Regions from separate parts of the Homo sapiens genome. Here region 1 is linked to region 2. A link is a loop called in an ENCODE intact Hi-C map of the cell type or tissue named here. Cell type or tissue: PC-3. All regions are shown on one strand. Links, peaks and the distances in the headings refer to the core of each region. The heading gives the core; the rest is flanking DNA. Region 1 has its middle 23 kb from the start of ANKRD60. Region 2 overlaps RAB22A (RAB22A, member RAS oncogene family).

Region 1 (10,844 bases), core at 1,154-9,153, 89 kb after region 2:
AATTTATAAGAAAAGAGGTTTAATTGAATCATGGTTCTGCAGACTACACAGGAAACATAGTGCCAGCATCTGCTTCTGAGGAGGTCTCAGGAAGCTTTTACTCATGGCGGAAGGCAAAGTGGGAGCAGGCACGTCACATGATGAAAACAGGAGCAAGAGAGGAAGTAGTGGGGAGGGAGGTGCCACACTTTACAACAACCAGATATGCAAGAACTCACTATTGTGAGGACAACACCAAGCAATAAGGGATCCACCCCCATGACCCAAATACCTCCCACCAGGCCCCACCTCTAATATTGGGGATTACAATTCAACTTGAGATTTGGTGGGGACATATATTTAAACCATATGGTACAGTATTTTAATTTTTGATTTAAAGAGTTACATCTTTTGAAGAGATTAGTAAAAAAGAAAAAAATACAGCCTTTTATATGCCCGTTTTTGCCATTTTTGGTGGTTGTCATTCTTTCCTTTCCTGGATATGAGTTATCATCTGGTATCCTTTCCCTTAATGCAGAAGAACTTCCTTTAGTACCTTTTGTAGTTCAGGTTGGCTGATGATGAAATTTATTAATTTTTGTTTATCTGAAAATGTCTATTTTGCATTTATTTTTGAATGATAGTTTTGTGGATGTAGAATTGTGAGTTGAAAAGTTTTTTTGTTTCTTTTAGCATTTTAAAGATGCCATTCTGTTGTCTTCTGGCCTCCTTTGTTTCTCATGAGAAGTCATCTATCATTTATATTGTACTCGTATATATAAAATATCCCTTTTTCTCTGGCTGCTCATGAGATTTTTCTCTTTACCTTTGGATTTAGCATAGTTAGTATACTGTTTTGTCTCCATTGAACTTCTTGGATTTGTGTGTTAAGCCTTTCAAATAATTTGGGAAGTTTGGGCTATTGTTGTTTTAAATACCTTTTTCTGTATTCTTTTTCTCCTTTCAGTTTGTGACTTAGATAACACAAAGTTGGGACCCTTGATGTTGTCCTACAGGTCTTTGAGGCATTGTTCACTTTTCTTTAATCATTTTTTCTCTCTGATGTTTAGATTTGATAATTTTTATTAATTTAAAAAGTCATTGATTCTTTTTTTTTACTTCTCTCCAATCTGCTGTTAGGCCTAGCCAGCAAATTTTTAATTTCAGTTATTGTACTATTTTGCTCTAGAATTTCCATTTTGATCTTTTATAGACCTTTACAGTTTCTATATCTCTATCATATAGAAAGTCCCTGTCTATTCTTTATGCATTTTTTCCTTGTAATTCTTGAGTATATTTATAACAGCTCCTTTAAAGTCCTTGTCCGGCCCATGCAACATTTGGATCATCTTGATGTTGGTTTTCATTGACTACTTATATTATGGATCACTTTTTTCTTATTAATGCATGAGTAGTGATTTTTGATTGGACACTGGACATTATAAATGATACATTGCAGAGTCCCTGGATTCTGTTATATTTTTCTAAAATGATTTTTGTCCTAGGAGGCAGTTACCTTGATTAATCTCCAGCTCCAAATTATCTGCCTTGTGAGCAGAAGCTGAAATCTCTGCTGAGTTTGTTTAATTTCTGACGCTGCTTTTTTTCTGGGTCCTCTGGGATCCCCCTCACATATATGTAGTTTAGCAGTTAGCCAAAGATTTAAGCACATTTTATGCACAGATTTTGGACCTTGCTTGCAAATCTCTCCTGTTGCAGTGTATCTTTTAAGAGTAGCCCCTCTTCCAGTTTCTGCCTTTTGGTTGCTTTCCGCTGCTTTCAAATGGTGTTTTTTTTATGTTTTGTCAAGATTCTATAATTTTTAGCTTCAGGAGGGTTAGTCTAACTTAGACTTTGCTATTACCAGAAGTCTTGGTTCTTTTTTATAGTTTCCATTTCTTTGATAAGATTCCTAATCTGTTCATTCATTGTGGCCCTGTTTTCCTCTTTGTACTTGAGCATATTTGTAATAGCTGCTTTAAATTCCTTTTAAAGTCTTCTAATTCTAATATCTGGATTTTCTGTGGGTGTTTTTTCTGCTGACTGATATTTTTCTTGACTGTGGGTCACATTTTCTTATTTCTTCTCATGTCTATAGATTTTTCATTTTCTATTGTATTTTGTTGAAACATTGTAGAAACTCTGGATTTTGTTGTTTACCTCTAGAGATATTGACTTTGTTCTAGAAAGCAGTTCAGATTCTGTTTTTCCTGTAGTAGGCAGCAGCTGAAACAGCTCACTTCTTTCATCCTTAAGTTACTGTTTCTCTATGAACCTCACCATCTCCCCTGTGCATGCCCAGTTCAGAGATCAGCTAAGGATTAGGGTAAGATTTAACCACAGATTTTGGAGCTTTCCTTTCTTTGGCTCCCTCCTTCCTTCACAGTAAAACTGTAGCTTTAAAAAATTTATGTATGTATATATGTATTTATTTCACTAGCTTTAGGGATACAAGTGGTTTTTGGCAACATGGATGAATTGTATAGTGGTGAAGTCTAGGATATTAGGGTACGCATCACTTGAGTAGTGTACACTGAACACCAATAGGTGGTTTTTCATTCATCACCCCATTCTGACCCTCTCCCCTTCTGAGTCTTCAGTTTCCATTATATGACTGTATTTGCCTTTGCATACCCATAGCTTAGCTTCCATTTATAAGTGAGAACATGGGGCATTTGGTTTTCCATTCCTGAGTTACTTCACTTAGAATAATGTCCTGCAGTTCCATCTAAGTTACTGCAAAAGACATTATTTTGTTCTTTTTTATGGCTGAGTAGTATTCCATGGTATATATATATATACCACATTAAAATATATATATATATATATATATTTTTTTTTTTTTTTTCCTTTTTTTGAGATAGCATCTTGCTCTGTTGCCCAGGCTGGAGTGCAGTGGTGCAACCTTGGGTTACTGCAGCCTCAACCTCCTCGGCTCAAGTGATCCTCCCACCTCAGTCTCCCAGGTAGCTGGGACTACAGGCGTGTACCACTACACCCAGCTAATTTTGTTTAGTTTTTGTAGAGACAGGTCTCACTACCCAGACTACCACATTTTCTTTGTCTTCTCATCGGTTGATGGGCACTTAGATTGATTCCATATCTTTGCAATTGTGAATTGTGTTACAATAAACATATGCATACAGGTGTCTTTTTGATACAGTGATTTCCTTCCCTTTGGGTAGATACCCAGTAGTGGGATTGCTGGATCGAATGGTAGACCTACTTTTAGTTCTTTGAGAATTCTCCGTAATGTTTTCCATAGAAGTTGTACTAATTTATATCCCCACCAGCAGTATATAAGCATTCCCTTTTCACCACATTCATGCCAACATCTATGTTTTTTGACTTTTTAATAATGGCCATTCTGGCTAGGGTAACGTGGTATGTCAATGTGGTTTTAGCTTGCATTTGTCTGATAATTAGTGATGTTGAATTTTTTTTATATGCTTCTTGGCCATTTGTATATCTTCTTTTGAGAAATGTCCTATTCATATCATTGGCCCACTTTTCAGTGGGATTATTTGTTTTTTTCTTTGATTTGTTTGAGTTCCTTGTAGATTCTGGATATTAGTTCTTTGTTGGATGCATGGTTCGCAAATATTTTCTCCCATTCTGTGAGTTGTCTCTTTGATGACTATTTCTTTTGCTGTGCAGAAGCTTTTTAGTTTAATTAGATCGCATTTATTTATATTGGTTTTTGTTAAATTTGCTTTTGGGGTCTTAGTCATAAATTCTTTGCCTACACCAGTGTCCAGAAAGAGTTTTTCCTAGATTTTCTTCTATAATGTTTATGGTTTCAGGTCTTAGATTTAAAATCTTGAGTAGATTTTTGTATAAAGGGAGAGATAAGGATCCAGTTTCGTTCTTCTCCATGTAGCTAGCCAGTTTTCCCAGCACCATTTATTGAATAGAATATCCTTTCTCCAGTGTATGTTTTGTATGCATTGTGAAAGATCAGTTGGTTGTAAGTATTTGGCTTTATTTCTGGGTTCTCTATTCTGTTGCAGTGGTTTGCTTTTATACTATTACCGTGGTGTTTTGGTTACTATAGCCTTGTACTATAATTTGAAGTTGGGTAATGTGATGCCTCCAGATTTGTTCTTTTAGCTTGGTGTTGCTGTGGCTATTCTGACTTTTTTAATTCTATATGAATTTTAGGATTTTTTTTCCTAATTCTGTGAATAATGAATTGATATTTTGATAAGAATTGCATTAAATCTGTAGATTACTTTGGGCAATGTGGTCATTTTTATGATATTGATTCTTCTAATCCATGAACATGGGATGTATTTACATTTGTTTGTGTCATCTGTGATTTCTTTGGGCAGGGTTTTGTAGTTCTGTTTGTAGAGATCTTTTACCTCCTTGGTTAAGTATTTTATTTTTATTTTTTGTAGCTATTGAGTTCTTGATTTGATTCTCATCTTGCTCATTGTTCGTATAAAGCAGTGCTACTAATTTGTATACATTGGTTTTATAACCCAAGACTTTACTGAATTCATTTATCAAATCTAGGAGTCTTTTGGAGGAGTCTTTAGGGTTTTCTAGGTATGAGATCATATCATCAGCAAACACAGATAGTTCCTTTTTTCTGGTTGGGATGCCTTGTTTTCTTTCTCTTGTCTGATTGCTCTGGCTAGGACTTCTACCTGTTGCTTTTGCTTGAGGTCTAGCTACCCTGTATAGCCATGTAGAACGGGAAGTACCCTCAGGCAAAAAGCAGCATAAATGCAAAATTTAATCTTTTTTTTTTTTTTTTTTTTTTTCTTGTAAGGGTCTAGTCTTTAGTTTCTCCAGAATGTGATCATCTTCCAGTGCTTACCATGTCTTGCTGTCACTGGATGACTCACCTCCCCACTGTTTGTGTTTAGTCATTCTATTTAACCTCTTGCAGCATTTCCCCATCCGGAAACATGAGGATAAATAATGCCCATGTCATAGGATTCTTGGGAAGGTAAAATGAGCCAATGCACATACATTTTTGTTTGTTTGTGTATTGGGCACAAGGTGGGGACCTGGCAGATTGTAACTCTTGAGCTTCTGACAAACAGTTACCTGAGTCAAACTGGAGAAATGTTGGGCCTTCTGTTGATCTTATAACTTGACAAAACTCAAAAGAAGGTGTTTTTTATTTTTCCTTCTTAGGTATGTTGGGAATATTTTGAATATTGGCTTTTGGAATATATCTTTAGTGCTACATGTGACTTACATGCTTTGACATTTTAAATGATTCGATTTTTTAAAAAAATTTATAGATAATCTGCAAAATGGCTTCAATGCTGAGTAAGAGTACCGTTGAACGCCTGCTACTCCCCCGATTCTGTGAACTGTGTGGTGACAGGAAGCTCTTTCAAGTTCGGAAGGTAGGAATGTAAGAATTCTAAAACTCTTAAAGTTAAAAAAAGTTCAAAATTGATTTTTCTAAAGGTTTTGGACTTCTTCAGTAGACATAGTCTGGGGGAAAAATGTGTCCAGTGTGAACTATGTAAGGAAAATATCTGAACAGCGTTGCCAGTTTTTACTGCAGTTAAGAAATGCGTAGAGACCTGGAGATAAAGAGTCTGTATGACTAGACCTGTTGCCCTCAGGCACAGGGTGAGAGTTAGGGGACCTTGCTGGTTTATGGTTAGATGCCCAGGCTTGCAAGGTCTTTGATTATCTGTGGTGATTTGATCCAGAACCTTCTTATCTTTGCTATACCTTCCAACCCCAAATTCCCTTTTAGTCACTTGTCACTTGGTTGTCAAATTCTTCCTTTTGAAGTTCGTTACCATCCTTCCCTAAACAGCCTCACCTTGCACCTTGCTGTGTAACTGGCCATCACCCCTCTGGTCTCTGTTCATGATACACAGGCAGAACAGCAGGTCTCCTTTACCATGCAGGGAATGTTAAGGGGCCTCTTTTGCCTTATCGCTAACATGCATTCTGTATCAAGATCAATTAGGAGCCAGAAAATCTTAGAATTTGGCACCTTATTGTAAATCTTCTGTTTTTGATGCAATGGAGGCATCTGGCGTTGTGCTGTATGGGCGATGGGCTTGGGAAAGGCTCGTTAGCTGCCTGACTAGCGGGGTAATTGCTCTCAAAGTTCCTGCTTGTTAGTTTTTACAATTTGTTAAGACAAAAAGAAAGATAAGAATAATGGATATGCCTTTTGCCTTTTTAAGGTTTGTGCTGCAAATTTTGGTGATATTTGTCATGCTGTTGGACAAGAAGCCACTGAGAAATTTTTGGTATGTGACATTTTGGCCAATTGTAATTGTTGATTTGCTTCTTAATGCACTTTCAAAATCACTTAAGTTTTGTATTTATGAATGGCAGCTCAATTTTGCATTTGTTAATTTCAAATTTCATAACTTCTGAAGCTAACATTTTCCTAAGCATTAGGTAGCTGGTCTGTGGAATGGGCTGGAAGCAACCCCCATCTTTTTTCCGGTGGGCTTGGCTGTCTCCTCCTTACAAGTCACTTTTCCCTGCCTTCTTCTCACTGTCCAAGTTGCTCTCTCTCTTCTCTCTCTGCTGCTCTTTCTAGAACACCACTCTACCACCTCACTCCTGGGCCTCAAAACCATTGGGATTTTTTTCTTGGTTTACAGGTTAAAATCTAGAGCCTTCTGGGCCTTCCAGGTCCCTTCGTAGATGCCTTTTCTGCCTCACCTCCAGTCCCCTTTCTCAGTTCTGAACACTACCCTGGCCTCGGTGGGTCTCACCTCTGGCCATATATCTGAAGCCTGGGGGGGCCCAGGCATCTGCATTTTTGATAAAGTCCCACATGATTCTGATGCATAGCAGAGTAGAGATCCACTTCCCTAAGCAGCCAGGTGACTTCAGCATCCTTGAGACTTCTTGCTCTTTCGTACCTCTGGGCCTGTGCTCACTAAGAGCATCTTCCCTGCCTGGTGGGACCCTCCTCACACTTCCAACCCAGCTTGAATTGCCTCTGTGAAGTTCTTTCCTTGTCTAGGCTGACCTACCTGCAGTGCCAGAGAGAATCAGCTTCTCCCTTCTCAGCTTCCTGGTAGCATTTGTTCAGAGGAGCTGAGGAGCTTCTTGAGGGCAGGGACCGTGTTGTGTTCATCCTTGTTTCCCCAGTGTCTACCCCGTCAGTGCCCGGCCCCTAGAGAACCTTGCTCCATAAGCATTTGTCAGTTTTATTTGACAGAATATACTCCTTGTATGGGTGAGATTTTGACCTCAAAAAGTTTAATCTTTAAATTGATTTTTAAATTTAAGTTCAGAAGCTCATTTTATTTTGTTTAAAGTATAAGCCATGTCAGCACAGTTCTAACCCAAGAATAATTTTTAATGGGCTGTTGCTTTGAATATATAGTGAATTTTTTTTTTTTTTTTTTTTTTTTTTTTTTTTTTTTTTTTTTTTTTTTTTTTTGTGAGACAGAGTCTTGCTCTGTCACCCAGGCTAGAGTGCAGTGGTGTGATCTCGGCTCACTGCAACCTCTGCCTCCTGGATTCAAGCTAAGGCTGGATCCTGCCTTAGTCTCCTGAGTAGCTGGGATTACAGGCATGCACCACCGTGCCTGGCTAATTTTTGTATTTTTAGTAGAGACAGGGTTTCACCATGTTGGCCAGGCTGGTCTCAAACTCCTGACCTCATGATCCACCCGCCTCGGCCTCCCAGAGTGCTGGGATTACAGGCGTGAGTCACCACGCCCATCTACAGTGAATGTTATCTTCTACTTAATATATCTGAATGAAGAATGGCAGTGAGTAACATGCTAATCATTTGTAGGTAGATATTGGCATGATTATATCATATTCCCATTTGCGAAGCATTTTAGGCTATTTTACATTAGGATATTAAAAACAAAGCCCTTTTAAAGGATACACTTTAAAAGGGGATGTAATCATGACCTTTATAGAGATATGAAATGAACGTATTTCAAAGATTTTATTTAACTCATTTATTAGTGAGGAAAACCAGTAAGATATTACAGCCAGTTTAATGGAGAACTCAAAGTACTCATTTATAGTCAGAGCAAGGAATATCGAAGTGAACTTACAAATGAATTCAAAACTGGTCAATATCCAGGGTGATAATTGATTACATTTCACTGGACACAATTTGCATTTCTGTTGGCAGGAATTATTTGCATTACTATCAGGTTTTAGCAACCTACCTTCTATCACTTCAGAGTTGTAAAATAGCTAGGCAAAGACAGTGATACCTGGGTGGGTGAGTTAGTTGGGACATCTACTGTTTCAGAGTCTTTCACAATCTTCTCTACAATTTACCTAACAAATATCGGTCATTCTGCCCTTTTTGGGATTTTCTCTATTATCTGTTAAAGGTAACCAAGTCATTTACTAAAATTAGGAGGTAAAAGAAATGTTTATTTCTTCCACTTCTCATAATATCTGTTTGTTTCAAATGATTCCTTTTAGACCAGTATGTATTTTCCTTTTCCTTGTCATTAATTTCTGCATATGCCTTCACTGCTTCATTAAAATAGGTTCCAGCACTTTGGGAGGCCAAGGTGGGCTGGTCACTTGAGGCCAGAAGTTTGAGACTAGCCTGGCCAATGTGGAGAAACTCCATCTCTACTAAACGTACAAAAAAATTAGCCGGATGTGGTGGCACATGCCTGTAATCCCAGCTACTCGGGAGGCTAAGGCACAGGAATCGCTTGAACCTGGGAGGCGGAGGTTTCAGTGAGCCGAGATCGCGCCACTGCACTCCAGCCTGGGCAACAGAGTGAGACTCTGTCTCACAAAAATAAATAAATAAATAAATAAATAAATAAATAAATAAATAAATAAATAAAAAAAACAGGTTCTGCTCTTCCTCAGAGTCTCCGATTGGAGTAGCACTCTTTTGTTTGTTTTGGCAGATCCCAAAGTTCTTTGAGCTCTGCTCTGATGCTGTTTGGGGCATGCGGAAAGCCTGTGCAGAATGCTTCACGGCTGTGTCGCACAGCTCCTCCCCTGGGGTCCGCAGAACCCAGCTCTTCCCGCTCTTCATCAGACTTGTCAGCGACCCCTGCCGATGGGTGAGTGCCAGCAGCCCTGTCCAGACACCAGCCTCTGTTGACCAACTGAACAGCTACGTCTGGCTTCCAGGCTGGGATTCACTTCTGGGCTTGTAACTTTGTATTTTGTCCCTTCAGTTACTGATTGCCATAATCACATTTAGACCTTGTGAGGTCTCAGGGAAACTAAAATCTCAAAAGCTTGGGGTGAGTTAAGAAGGTGAGGTACACCGTACCATTTATAGTGAACGAATATCATGAAAATCATAATTGAGAAAGAAAAAACTATGTAACTGAACTGTTACCTTTTCTGTTGCTATCATAAACATGTCTGTAATGATTAATAAGGCCTGTTCAAATACTTGATATAAAATGTATTATTCATATAAAATTAATATTCTGGAAGAATGAAAACAGTATAATGGGGCTAAATTTTTCCTTACTTTCTGTTGAATAATAGTATTTGGAATTTAGGGAATGATTTAGAAAGCAATAAATCTCCATAGATGTAATGTGGTGGAGAGTAGCTTGTGTGGTGTCCAACTATCTGTTTCAGCCTGGGCTCAGTCCTGGCCACCGCCGCTGGCCGATGCTGCGTTCATTCACTGCACTGTTCTTTCTGGTTCCAGGTGCACCAGGCTGCCTTCCAGTCCCTCGGCCCCTTCACTTCCACCTTTGCAAACCCCTCCAGGGCTGGCCTTTATCTTCGAGAGGATGGCGCCCTGAGCATCTGGCCACTCACCCAGGATTTGGACTCTGGTTTTGCCTCTGGCTCCCCTGCTCCCAGCAGTGGTGGTAACACTTCCCCTGCCAGGTATGCTCTGGCTAGGGTCACCACCAGGACCCTCGATGTACCTTAAGCACCCACCTAAAATTTCAGCAATTATCTTGTCTCGAGTTTTAGTAGTGACCTTCTGGGCAAGATGGAATATTAGAGCTTTAATTATGTAAAGAAGCAAAAAGTAATTGCAATAATGATTTTGAAACATGACTACTGGGTTATAAATAATGAAGCTACTATGTCTCCTAAATTTAGATAAAATATTCATTGAGATTAGTGATTAAATAACCTATAAAGAACATTTTCTCTTACTTTTTGATGAATGAAGTTCTCTGGGTAATTTACTTAGGGAAAAATGTGAAGTCTCCCAAATGTACTTTTTTGGAGGTTGGGTTACATGTACATAAAGGCGACACTCCTGACCAACAGCGGTAGACCCTCCAGTGTTTGCTAATATGGCGCTGGATCTTGGCTTTGTCATGTCTTTCCTCTGAGGCTGATGCGTATACACCAGCCATCCTATTTGAGGTCGTTTGTAAATGTCTCTCCATTGTCGCTAGCGTGCAGGCATGTGAGAGTGGGTAACTGATGCCTCACAGAATACAAATCCTTCCGAGGTTGGCCCATCCTCCCTCCATCCCACTTCCATCAGAGTTCATTGAGCTCCTGCTGTATGGCAGGCCCATGGGCAGTGTCTTCCTCAAGACCTCAAAGTGGTTAACAAATAGCCACCTCTTACCAGTTTCAGCGCCTTTTGTTTTCTAATGCCTGCCCTCTGGTGGAGGTACTCATGAGCAGGAAATGGATGAAATGTACCGAAGGTGCTCCAGCGGAAGTCCAGGCCGGCTCAGCCCTGGAGTATAGTGGAGAGAACGGCTGAACTTTCAAGTGGTGTTTTCAGTGCCCATCATACTCCCGGCGGGGCAGTGGGGGTTGACAAACCTCTTATCCTCTCGTGAGATTTTAGTCAGCTGACACCAGGAGACACAAAGAGGGGCCAGTGGTCAGCTAGGAAGTAGAGGACTGGGTGAGGATGTGGTTCTCATGTTTTTCCCTGTGGCTTTCAGTCTGTTACACAGTATTAAAAGTTTGCTTCC
Region 2 (10,844 bases), core at 1,983-9,982:
TTGACTTAATGAAATCACTTTGCAATCAAACGTAGCTGGACCATCAGAAAGACAATCCATCTGTCAAAACTATGTGCAGTACAAGATGTCAAATGGGGAGGTTGGGGAGGATGTCTGAATGGTCAATTCATCAAAAGGGTTTTCATTTTACGACAATTTTGGTTCCATAATAAATGTCATAACTACAAAGAGTAATAAACATACAACAACAGAAATTTATAATTTGAGTCATGCACTACTCACATGGTAAAAGTAGGTAGAGGAGCTGTCCTTATCTGTGCCTAAGTAGGGCTGGCAATCAGTAGACATAAACCTATGGGCATCAATACCATGTGCCAAGGGGCTGAGAGCAGAGATATGAAGGCAGTCCTTGCCCTCAAGGAGCTTACAGTCTAATGAAAGGCAGACAGGTAAGGAAACAGGTGACAATCCCATGGATGACAGCAATCAAAGACTTCAGGATACAAAGGAATACTCCAAAGAGTTTATTTGCTGATTCATCCAACCAACCAATATCTGAACATCAGCTCTAGGTCAGGCACCATGCTAGGCCCTGGGAGTACAGCAGTGAACAAGACACTGTGGTCCCAGCTCTTGGAGTTACAGTCTGATGGGAGATTCTGTCAATGAAGGTAGGTAGACAGGTATCTAAGGACAATTTTTAATGAATGTTCTGAGGAAAATGAGTAAGGGCAGTAATGAAGAACAAAGTTGGGGCCCTGCTTAGATGCAGGGGGTTTAGAGAAAACTCTGAGTGCATCACATTTAACCTGACACTAAAAGACGGGAAAGGAGCCAGCTGGGCTCCAGTGGAGGGAACAGAGAGTTTTGGTGAGAAGGAACAGCGTATCCAGAGGCATGAGGCCAAGGAGTGCTGGAGGCCCTGAGAAGAGAGGAGCCCCGGGGGAGGCCTGGGCAAGTCACGTGGGGCTTGGGAGGTCTCTGTTCAGAGTGTGGCTGTTATGAGAGGTGCAGTGGGAAGTCACTGAAGGATATTAAGCAGGCCAATAACACAGGCTGATTTTTGTTTCCAGAAGATTCCTCTGGGTCCTATGAGGACATGTCATGGACAGAGGGAAAGCAGGGGACCCACGAAAAGGCTAAAGGAGTACTCAGTGAATGGCCAAAGGTGGCTGAGAGCAGGATGCTGGGAGCGGAGATGGAGAAGTGAACCTATTTGCGATACATGTAGAGAATGAAGCTGTCAGGACACCTGGGTGGAGAAGGTGTCCAGCACTGAGGCCAAGGGAGGAACCCAGGGAGGCCTCCAGATATGGGTCTAGAGCAACACGGCAGTGTGGCGATGTGGTTACTTGTCCGAGAGCAGGGATGGCAGGAAAGCCCCCTTTAGGTGACATTGGAGGTTGGTTCTGAAGGCTGAATAGAGTTGTGGAAGGGCATGAGGGTGTGAAACTATGGCATGCTGGAGAACAGCACGCAGTTTGTACTAGAGGACAGACTGGTGGGAGGAGGTGAAAATAGAGCCTGGCTGTGGATGGCACATTCTGGACCTTCAATGCACTGCCCAGGATAAACGGGCAGTCCCTGACCCAGACAGGCTTACAAGACGTGTCTTGTGTGATCCTCCCAGCATTTCAAACAATTTGTGGGTAGCTGTCAGGTGTGTGGCTTTCCTCAGCACTGCGCTTTGGCAACCCTGGACATGTGCTCACGCCCAGCAACAACTGGCTGGAGTGTGTGCTCATCAGGTGGTGCTCCTCTCCTGTCTTCTCCATGCAGGGCATCCTGGTCAGCACCCCTGGCCTGTGGCTTGGCCCCATGAGCATCTCCTGTGCAGCTCTGGGCTGTGTGATGGTGCATCAGGCAGGCTGAAGGCAGGTTTGCATCTCAGAGCAACTACTCCTGTTGCAGAACCAATGAGAAGTGGACAAGCAAGAGGCAGGAAAACCAGCTAAGTACAAAACTTCACAGACTTCTGCTACCATGGTGGCAGAAAGGGAGAGAGGCAAACACCTTTGTGTTATTTTTTTTTTGTGTTCCAGAAAAAAAGAGATGTTATACGCCACTGCATATACCAGGACAGGCTCTGATTCAAAGCATAATGGAATCTATATTACAGCATGATTCTTTATGATGAGGGCTTTGCTGTATCATCAAATATATGTGAGGGGTAACTGAAACTTGGGATTTAGTGGAGGGTACATATATTACTAATAGGAAGGGCCACACGGATTCGTGGCTAACAGGACAGAACCCAGGGCTGTGTCTACAGATATATTCAGGATTCTGGTAAGCGACACACTTCTGAAGGACAGAAGAGGGATGGTTAGCAAAGGTCCAGCTGTCCTAAATGCTCCATTCTAGATGTACAACATGAGCAAAGGAAAAGGAATGGGGAGTGGAAGACGGTAAGCAGAATATCTTAGATGAGTAATGGGACAGAGGCACAACATCCAGTGTTAAAAACAGAAGAAACCAAACAGAGCAAACTTAAGACATTAAACCTGTACAAATGCATGGAGTCTATGTCTAGGACAACAGTAATGGCTTGTTTTGTTTTCCTCCATTTGTCTGTGATGATTCTTGTCAGATTTCATACTACACACACTATCTATGGTGTCTTAGATAAGGCTGTGATGACAGACTATTTTTCCTGATTACTTCTGGTACACTTTTAAGAGCTTAAGATAGCACCATGCATCTATCAGATGTGCTGTTTGGATCGTACTGTTTGAAAACAAAATTAAACGGCAGCTGAATAATGGGGTGGCTGCCAGAGACACCTTGGAAGGGAAATTGGACTTAGTACCCAGAGGAAAGGGGAGGCAGCAGATGTGTCTTAGTACCCAGAGCAAAGGGGAGGAGGCAGATGTGTCTCAGTACCCAGAGGAAAGGGGAGGAAGCAGATGTGTTTGTCCCCATCCCTGCCTTCCCGGCCCTTTCTGATTTGGGTGGGCTTCCCCAAATTCCATTAGACCCCATGCTGCCATGTTCAGGCCCCGCTTCTGGTTCAGGCTCTTCCTTAAGCAGATAACCATTGTGGCCAATTTTGTCATCAGGCATTTATTAAGTATCTATTGCAAGGCACTGTGTTAGCTTATCCTTTTCACTTATATCTCACCCTTCATATGCTGTAAAGTTCCCTCTTTAGCTTTTAAAAGGCAGCGATAAATGAGTTGTGCTTAACTCACCCTTTCTACCACTAATTGCTTTATATATCTTTACTAGAGGAGAGAGCCCCAAATTATACACAGTGCTCTGAGTGGGATTTTATCAGGCCTGTTGGTCAGCATTTACTTTAAGACACTGCAAGGTATAAAAATGCCCTCAGTGCCCATTATCACTTTCTCCATCGGTGGACTCTGTGGCTCTAATTGAAAAGGCAAAGGCAAAGGCTGGCCTACGCAAATGGAAATAAATGTGTCTCCGGTGCACAGAAGAGAAGTGAGTAACGTGAGATGACAGGGATGCTGACAGTTTAGTTGGAACTTTCATTTGGGCCTCAGAAAAACAGAGTAAATTAAAGAGTGACTTACTCGTTCTTGTCCAGCTGTATCCCAGATTAGGAATTTATGTAGCTCATTTTGGTACTGGACAGTCTTGGTCATAAAAGATGCCCTATAAAGAGAGACCTAAATGATCAGAATACAATTATGTAAAGCACGTTTCCAGCCCCAGTCGGAAACATCACTTAGACTCAACCAACGCTCAGTCTCCCAGCACCACGCTGTATCCTAATTGTGTTCCTCTCTGGAGTATTTATGGGATGCTCAGATGCTGAGTGCATATCCTCCGTCAAAATAAAGCATTAGGCACATCTGCCCGACACCAAGAAGGAAGGGTTCTAAGCTCCTTATCAAAAGAATCAAGAGATAGTTTGGCAACACAGACATTAGCCTCCCTTGTAAAACACAAAACCTGTTATTTAAAGAGATGTTATCATGGGAAAATATTCCTAAAAAACTATGTCCAGGAATGTATACACTAGTTAAAAAAAAAACTTTTTAGGATCTGGCTTTGTCCTCCCCCAATTCCCAAACCACATTCCCATGTAAATAGGTGAGTGAGAGCTAGTGTTAACATGCGAATTAATAACATTAAGGTGTTGAACAAGGAGCAGGAAGATGGCTGGAGAAGTAACAGCTGCACCAAGGGGACCCGATTCATCATCAGTGCCCCTGACGACCACCTGCATTTCATCGACAAAACGGGTTTCTCAGCTGAAGTTCAACATCACACCTTGGGGCCTCATCGAGCCCCGGATGGGAGAAGGAATCATGGTTTGCAGGTCACACCGCTCACTTTCAGGGAGCTACTCTGCCCAGGGCACTCTGACGGCAGGGTTCCTATTATTTTGGGGGTTCTACATTTGGAGAATCTTGAGTGAGACCTCAAAATCTGTGTATCCTCTGAAGAGCCATGGTGGCCCAGAAGACACGCCTGGACACTTGGGGGACTCCAGGACACAGGTTCAGGATTCTTGCCCTGGGATTGGGCCCAGCTCCAATACTACCTTCCATTCCCCCCTCACCCAGAGGGCAGCCTCCCAGGAAGTCCTTTGTCTCCCAGTCTTCTCAAAGCATCCCAGTCTGGCCAGTAGAGCCCAAAGATGGGTGTGTCTTCTTTTCTAATGAAAAATAAGACTTCTGGAACCAAGTACGAAGTTATACTTTTTTTTTTTTTTTTTGCCAAATTGTACTCTTGTTTTTTGGCCAAGTTGTACCCAAATCACTCCAATCAGGACATTGAACTCAATGGCTGGCATTTTCAGATATGCTGAGGCCTTGAAATATTTTTCTTGAGATTCAAGTGATAATCTTCAAGAAAAGTGCAAGTTGAATAGACAGGATGACTTTCTGATGAATCATGAGCTTAGACAAGTATCAGAATCCTTAGTTTTAAAACTTCAACTCTGATACAATGAATTCCTGGCAATATTTATATAAATTTATGCCATGGCAAGTAGCCTCCAAAACAGTGACTGTGACTAGGAAGCGAAGGTAAATTAGGAGGCAAGATCATATTTACTGATAGGTACTACTTATTGGATATTTATTTACTGAAAATTTACCCCTTGGTATCCTTAGTAAAGTGCTTTGTACACAGAAGGTACTCATAAATGGTTATTGTATCAAGAACTTTTGGTGACTCACTATGATTAAATCAGGATGTACAACATGGTTTCTCACTTAGGAAATATCTAAGCATTCAAAAAGCATTGTTTATTGTGAAGATTAAATGAGATGATGTATGTGGAAGTGCTCTGTAAATTGTAAAGCACTGTATCTATACAAGGTATTATTATTATTATTTAAAGGCAGCTCCAGGAAATGTTTTAGTTTAGACTTTGCAATTAGTCCTAAAAGCTTGCAACTCAACTCTCCATCAATTATGGTTGTGGTGTTACATTTATGAGTGACAACAGGCATCCAACAGGAGCCTACCAACAGAGCCAACACATCCAACACTTCCATTTTGGCTGCTCAAAGGAAGAAGAAATATATTTCAAGTAGACAAAAAGCTGAGAAAGGTATACACAATAATTATGACAGGATTGGGACTCAATGAAGTTTAACCTACCTGCCAAGCATTTACCTTTAATTAAAACATTACTTATTACTGACTTATTATTGAGTCAGATAAAAGACAAAATGGCAGCTATGATGTAATGAAAGTGCCCTGAAGGATTAAATCTAACTCCCTGTCTGACCCTGGACCACCCTTCTACTCTCCCCTTTCATCACTTTCACCACGCCTCCTTCCTGTCTACCCTGAAGTTTTCTTGTACCTCAAGCTCCCTTCTTGGGTCTAAGTCTCTGCTGTTGGCTTCCAGTCCATTGATCACCAGCATCACTTGCCCACACCACCAGTTCTCTAGCCTCCTTGCCTGTCTTGTCTCAACCACCCAGAAAAGCCCCAACAGCCTCTCCACCTGCTTCCTCTACCCAATGGTTGGGTGGTGGCTTCGCTGGAGGAAAAATTACAAAACTATGTGGACGGCCATGAAGATTCTACGCTTTGTCTGCTGGGCATGCGTCTTAGGCCTTCTTCCATTCCACAGCAATTATCCCACATTCTCTCTCCTCCTTTCCAGTTCTCTACCACTTCCAGCTACCTGTCTCTTCAGGACAACAGCTTGTTTCAGCCTTCTCAGAGAAAACAGGTTATAAGCCCCAAGACTTTCAACCAGCTCCCCAGTCAACACTTTCAACTAGAGAACAGACGAATTTCCACTCATACTTGCTGTGACTTCCATTTTTCTGACTTTTGCTGAGTCAGAGATGTCTTTTCTTTGGCTCATGTGTCAATGCTGCCCTGGTTCATGACCCCAGCACATCCTGCCTTGGCCACTGCAGTCATCAAACTGGTCTCAAGTCTCAAATCTTTTCAATTGTCCCTGTGTCCACCTTCCCACGGACCACTGACTGCTCCTCTTCCTTGGATGCTTTCCCACTGGCTCTCCCCTGGCCAGATGCTCCCCATCGTTTGGGTCTCAGCTTAAATGTTAATGACCATAGACACCTGTGCCATCTACCCCACCAGGCAGCCTCCCACCCAACTCACCACTGCACTTTGTCTTTAGAGCAGCTTTCACAACATCTGAGTAGTTCATTTATGTTTTTTTCTTTTTAAAGTTTGCCTGTTCAATGTCTGACTTACCCATGAGAATTTTAAGTTCTTTGAGTGTAGGGGCCTCGCTGTAACTCTTCCTCTGTAATAGGGGTATCTTCCTCATCTCTCCATCTCCTTGCTATCCTAGAACTCCAACAAAACATTTATCATGTAGCCTACAAGCTAAGTGGCTGTCTGTTATGCCAACAGATCTAGGGTGTCTTGGCCAAGCACTTCCTGAAGCATGAAGTGAGAAGTACTATTGAAATGCAGGTAAAACGTTGAGATTAGAGCAGACCTGGGCTCTGCAACCTTAGCAAGGTGTGTGGCCTTTAGGGTATGTGGGAAGTGGCTCAACTAGTGCAAGGCTGAGTACGCCCAAGCAGTGTCCTTCCTGCCTTCTGCCAAGCCACCAGCTCCAACTCCTTCTAGCCCACAGGCAACCAGCAAAATCCAGGAGTTACAGCAAAGTCACTGTGTCCCTCTCTCACTCAAAGCTCTGGAATTCTGCTAAGAAGTCATATCGCTTTTTGGAAGGAGGGGGTGTCTCTTTCCTGCTCATTCACGTTTGAATCAGGAGTTTTTTCCCAACCCCACGTCACAGCTCAAGTGGCCAACCTTTCTCCCCTCAACCCCACAATGCATTTCTGTTGATTTCTGAGAGGTTAAAATCTTGGCCTATCACATCTGTAAGAACCACTTCCTCCTCAGCATTAGGATTGGATTCTTTTCCGTAGTGGTAACACCTGGATTCAGGGTGAGACATGGGAGGGGGAGGTTGCCTGTGGCGCCTCCCGAGCTCTGGGCTAGCCCCAGGCAGAAGTCCTGCAGGAGCAGGACTCAACAATGGATTCCTTCCTACGGTCAGGTCTTCACCTGTTGAGAACAGCACTTTTCCAAATCTGCTTGATTTTAGTTTAACTACACAATTTAGATACTTCATCACCCTTCCTGCCCAACATGGTGAAAATAGGGCGTTATTTCCACTCTACCCCCACAAATCACCCCAAATTCCAAGATCTCAATCACAGAACGTTATGTCTGCCTTCCACAGAACAGAAACGAAGTCTGCAACTATCCTTTGTCCTTTGTTACTTGCATCCAATTTTGAAGTAGAGCTGTCTGGTTCTTCATTTTATATTTAATCTACACTTGAACCTCAATCCCTGAAATAAATTCATAAATTGGACCCTAATCTTCCAGTGGGACTACTACAATTTTTCCCTCCCGTTGTCACTAGAACTCTAGGATCACTAGGATCACTCCTTTAACGATCAAGTTAAATGATGCAGAGGGTATGATAACTTTAATATCTTGCTTTTTGAAAAACTGGCAATGGCTCCCTGCCATTCAAATGATACATTTTTATTTTCCAGCCTGCCATTTACTTGTCTGATAACCTTATTTTTCACTACTAAACCATCTCTCTTCACTCTGCTTAGGCAGATCTTATTATGTCTTTAATCTAAAATCCATACTAGCATTATTTCCTAAAGCTAGAATGCTTTTCATATACTTCTCCATTTATCATGGCATTCTAAAAATATGACTTTCTTCATGCACACCAAGTAGTCATGAACTTTGGTCAGAGTACGTGCTCTCAATGAAAAAACTTGTTGCAAGGTATTTTAAACATTTCTTTTCTTTAACTGCAGTAGACTTGTTTAGCTCTCCTGGAACATAGGTGTGCTCTGACATTACATTCCAGCACCTCTCTTTACTGCAAACCCTGTTCTTTGCATGGCATATGGGATGGTGTCATCCCCATAATGGCATATAGTGCCTCCCGAGGATGAACAATCCAGCACATTTTACAATTAACAAAGGATTCTCACTTCTCAAAACTAGAAATCTCATGCAAACAACCCTTGGATCTCTGGATTATGTACACTGATGGAAACACCACTGAATACCAAGATTGAGACATAAAAAGACCAAAGGCACATGACATCTAGAAGTTCCTCTAACAGAGGTATCAAGGGACCTTCACAAAGTTGTCTCTGTTAGAATGGTGCAAAGAACTTGATGGGTTCTCAGTGAGGGTTAGCTGAATTTAAGCGCACATTTGGCTTATGTTAGAGTGGCTTCAAGAAGCCGGAAGTCTCAAGTGTATCCATAAATTCAGTGAAGTATTGTGTGCATTCCATAGTCACACACACCTTTAACCTTTTCTTGAATCTCCACCATCTCTTAGGCTAATGAGATCTAAGGATTAACTCTGCATAGTAATCTCTCCCAAGCAGTCGATACCCACTTAAAGCAGAGTGGTGCACAACGGACTGTTCCACAGGTTCATGGTCATCCTAAGCAAATCCTTTATCACCTTCTACATGTTCATCATACAGCCTAAAAACTTTTTGGAAAATATTTAAAATCAAGGAAAAGATTTCTTTAAACAGGCTGGGCACGGTGGCTCAAGCCTGTAATCCCAGCACTTTGAGAGGCTGAGGCGGGCTGATACTTGAGGTCAGGAGTTCAAGACCAGTTTGACCAACATGGTGAAACCTCGTCTCTACTAAAAATACAAAAATTAGCCGGGTGTGATGGCGGGTCCCTGTAATCCTAGCTACTCAGGAGGCTGAGGCAGGAGAATTACTTGAACCCAGGAGATGGAGGATGCAGTGAGCTGAGATTGCGCCATAGCACTCCAGTCTGGGCGACAAGAGCGAGATCCGTCTCAAAAAAAAATAAAAAAAAATAAACAAACATAACTAAATAGCAAAAAGCTTATCCTTTCCTAAACTTGTCAATAATAATTTACATAACATATACCATTTCACATCAAAAACAAAATCAACAATGACAAAACTGTCTTGACTTTATTGTTAGACACTCTTCTAATGATTTCACATGTGACCCAACTGAATCCCTCTACTGTGGGCTCCAGGCTGGGTTTTATTCTTCATCACCATTTTGCAGATGGGACACAGAATAGACAGGGCTGGTGAGAGGTGCAGTTAGGATCCACAGCCAGGCAGTCGAACCTCAAGTCTGTGCTCTGAACTACAGTGCTATTTGTACTGGGCAATCTGTTCACTCCTTCAAACACCTGGACTTCTACCACATGGCAGGAACACCAGGCAGGCAAGGTGAGAAAGAGCCCATCACAGCCCTCAAGTGGCTTACACTGGGGGTACTGGTCAGGTGAATAGATAATTACCAGGTAATTATCCTATGAGGTAAGTGAAGAATGGACAGACTGTGAGCAGGAGAATGGTGATGGCATCCTAGGATCTGCACCTTAACCTCAGAACCTGTGAACAGATTCCCTTAAATGGCAAATGAGACCTGCCCGATGTGATTAAATTGAGGATCTTGTGATGGAGAGAGGACCCTGTATTACTCAGGTGGGACCAAGAGGAGTGAGAGCCAGAAGAGAAGGTGATCTGAACATGGAAATGGAGAAGAGAATGACGGGCCTTGAAGATGAAAGAAGGGGCCACAAGCCAAGGCAGTTGCTAAAAGCTGAAAAAGGTATGGAAATGAATTCTCCCCTCAGAACTTCCAGAAGGACCAGCTCTGTCAATACTTTGACTTTAATCTTGTGAACTGACTTTGGACTTCTCACCTCCAGAACTATAAAAGAGTAAGTGTGTGTTTTTTAAAGCTGCTCAGTTTGCTGTGATGTGTTAAAGCAGCAAGAGGAAACAAATGCATCAGGAAAGCCTTCAGAGAAGAGGTGAAGTATGGGGCTGAGCCAGAAAGTTGAGGGAGAAGATGGGCGAGGACCCCCAGGGGGGTCCCATTCCATGAAGAGCAACGGCAAGAATCAAAGTAGAGAATCATGAATGTCAAGCAGCAGCCTGGCTGCTCTGCAGGGTTAGACTTGGAGGGTGGGGTGGGCAGAGTGCAGTTAGGTGACCACATAGAAGGCTCCAGGCAGGTGAAGGCTGGTAACAAGTGCCTCCTTGGTGTGAGGCCCTGTTCCTTGTAAGCCAGAATCTCCTGGAGGCCAGAGCTCCGCCACCCCATTTATGCTGCTCCATTTGTATTACTAGTGAATATTTCAGAGATATTCTAAAAATATTTTAAAAAAGGTACATTTCTATGTACCATTTGCATTATGTTGCTTCGTTTGAATTACTACTGAATATTTCAAAAAATCACTCTCTTTTTTTAAACTGAGCCTTGCCTAAGCAACAATATTGGTAAAATTTAAAACCTACCAGTTTCATGAACTAGTTTTATTTTTCCCAAGAGACAATAAAATACTTTTTATCCCCCCAGATTCCAGGCAGTATCCTTAAAGTCTCTACTTTTAAGGATCCTCC

Evidence for each region. Hi-C counts contacts between places; a loop is a spot of excess contacts. Peaks named below come from ENCODE experiments on the same cell type or tissue, not always from the same donor. Only the 100,000 strongest peaks of a DNase experiment are listed, where the experiment ranks them.
Region 1: it touches region 2 in a loop (5-fold over the local background); 2 of 110 quality-filtered maps call a loop at or near these places.

What each region holds. Positions count from the first base shown.
Region 1 is chr20:58,246,258-58,257,101 of GRCh38, reverse strand. It overlaps the pseudogene PPP4R1L. Among named protein-coding and RNA genes, the nearest start is that of ANKRD60, 23 kb to the right of the region's middle. In PC-3, for the core only: a CTCF peak has its summit at 8,981; a DNase peak (open chromatin) is centred at 4,901; H3K4me3 peaks cover 1,446 bases; H3K27ac peaks cover 2,534 bases.
Region 2 is chr20:58,336,453-58,347,296 of GRCh38, reverse strand. RAB22A (RAB22A, member RAS oncogene family) reads right to left here. Exons shown (of 7, transcript NM_020673.3): 3 at 3,498-3,579. Among named protein-coding and RNA genes, the nearest start is that of RAB22A, 32 kb to the right of the region's middle. In PC-3, for the core only: no CTCF peak of the experiment used is centred there; DNase peaks (open chromatin) are centred at 2,356 and 4,986; H3K4me3 peaks cover 715 bases; H3K27ac peaks cover 3,269 bases.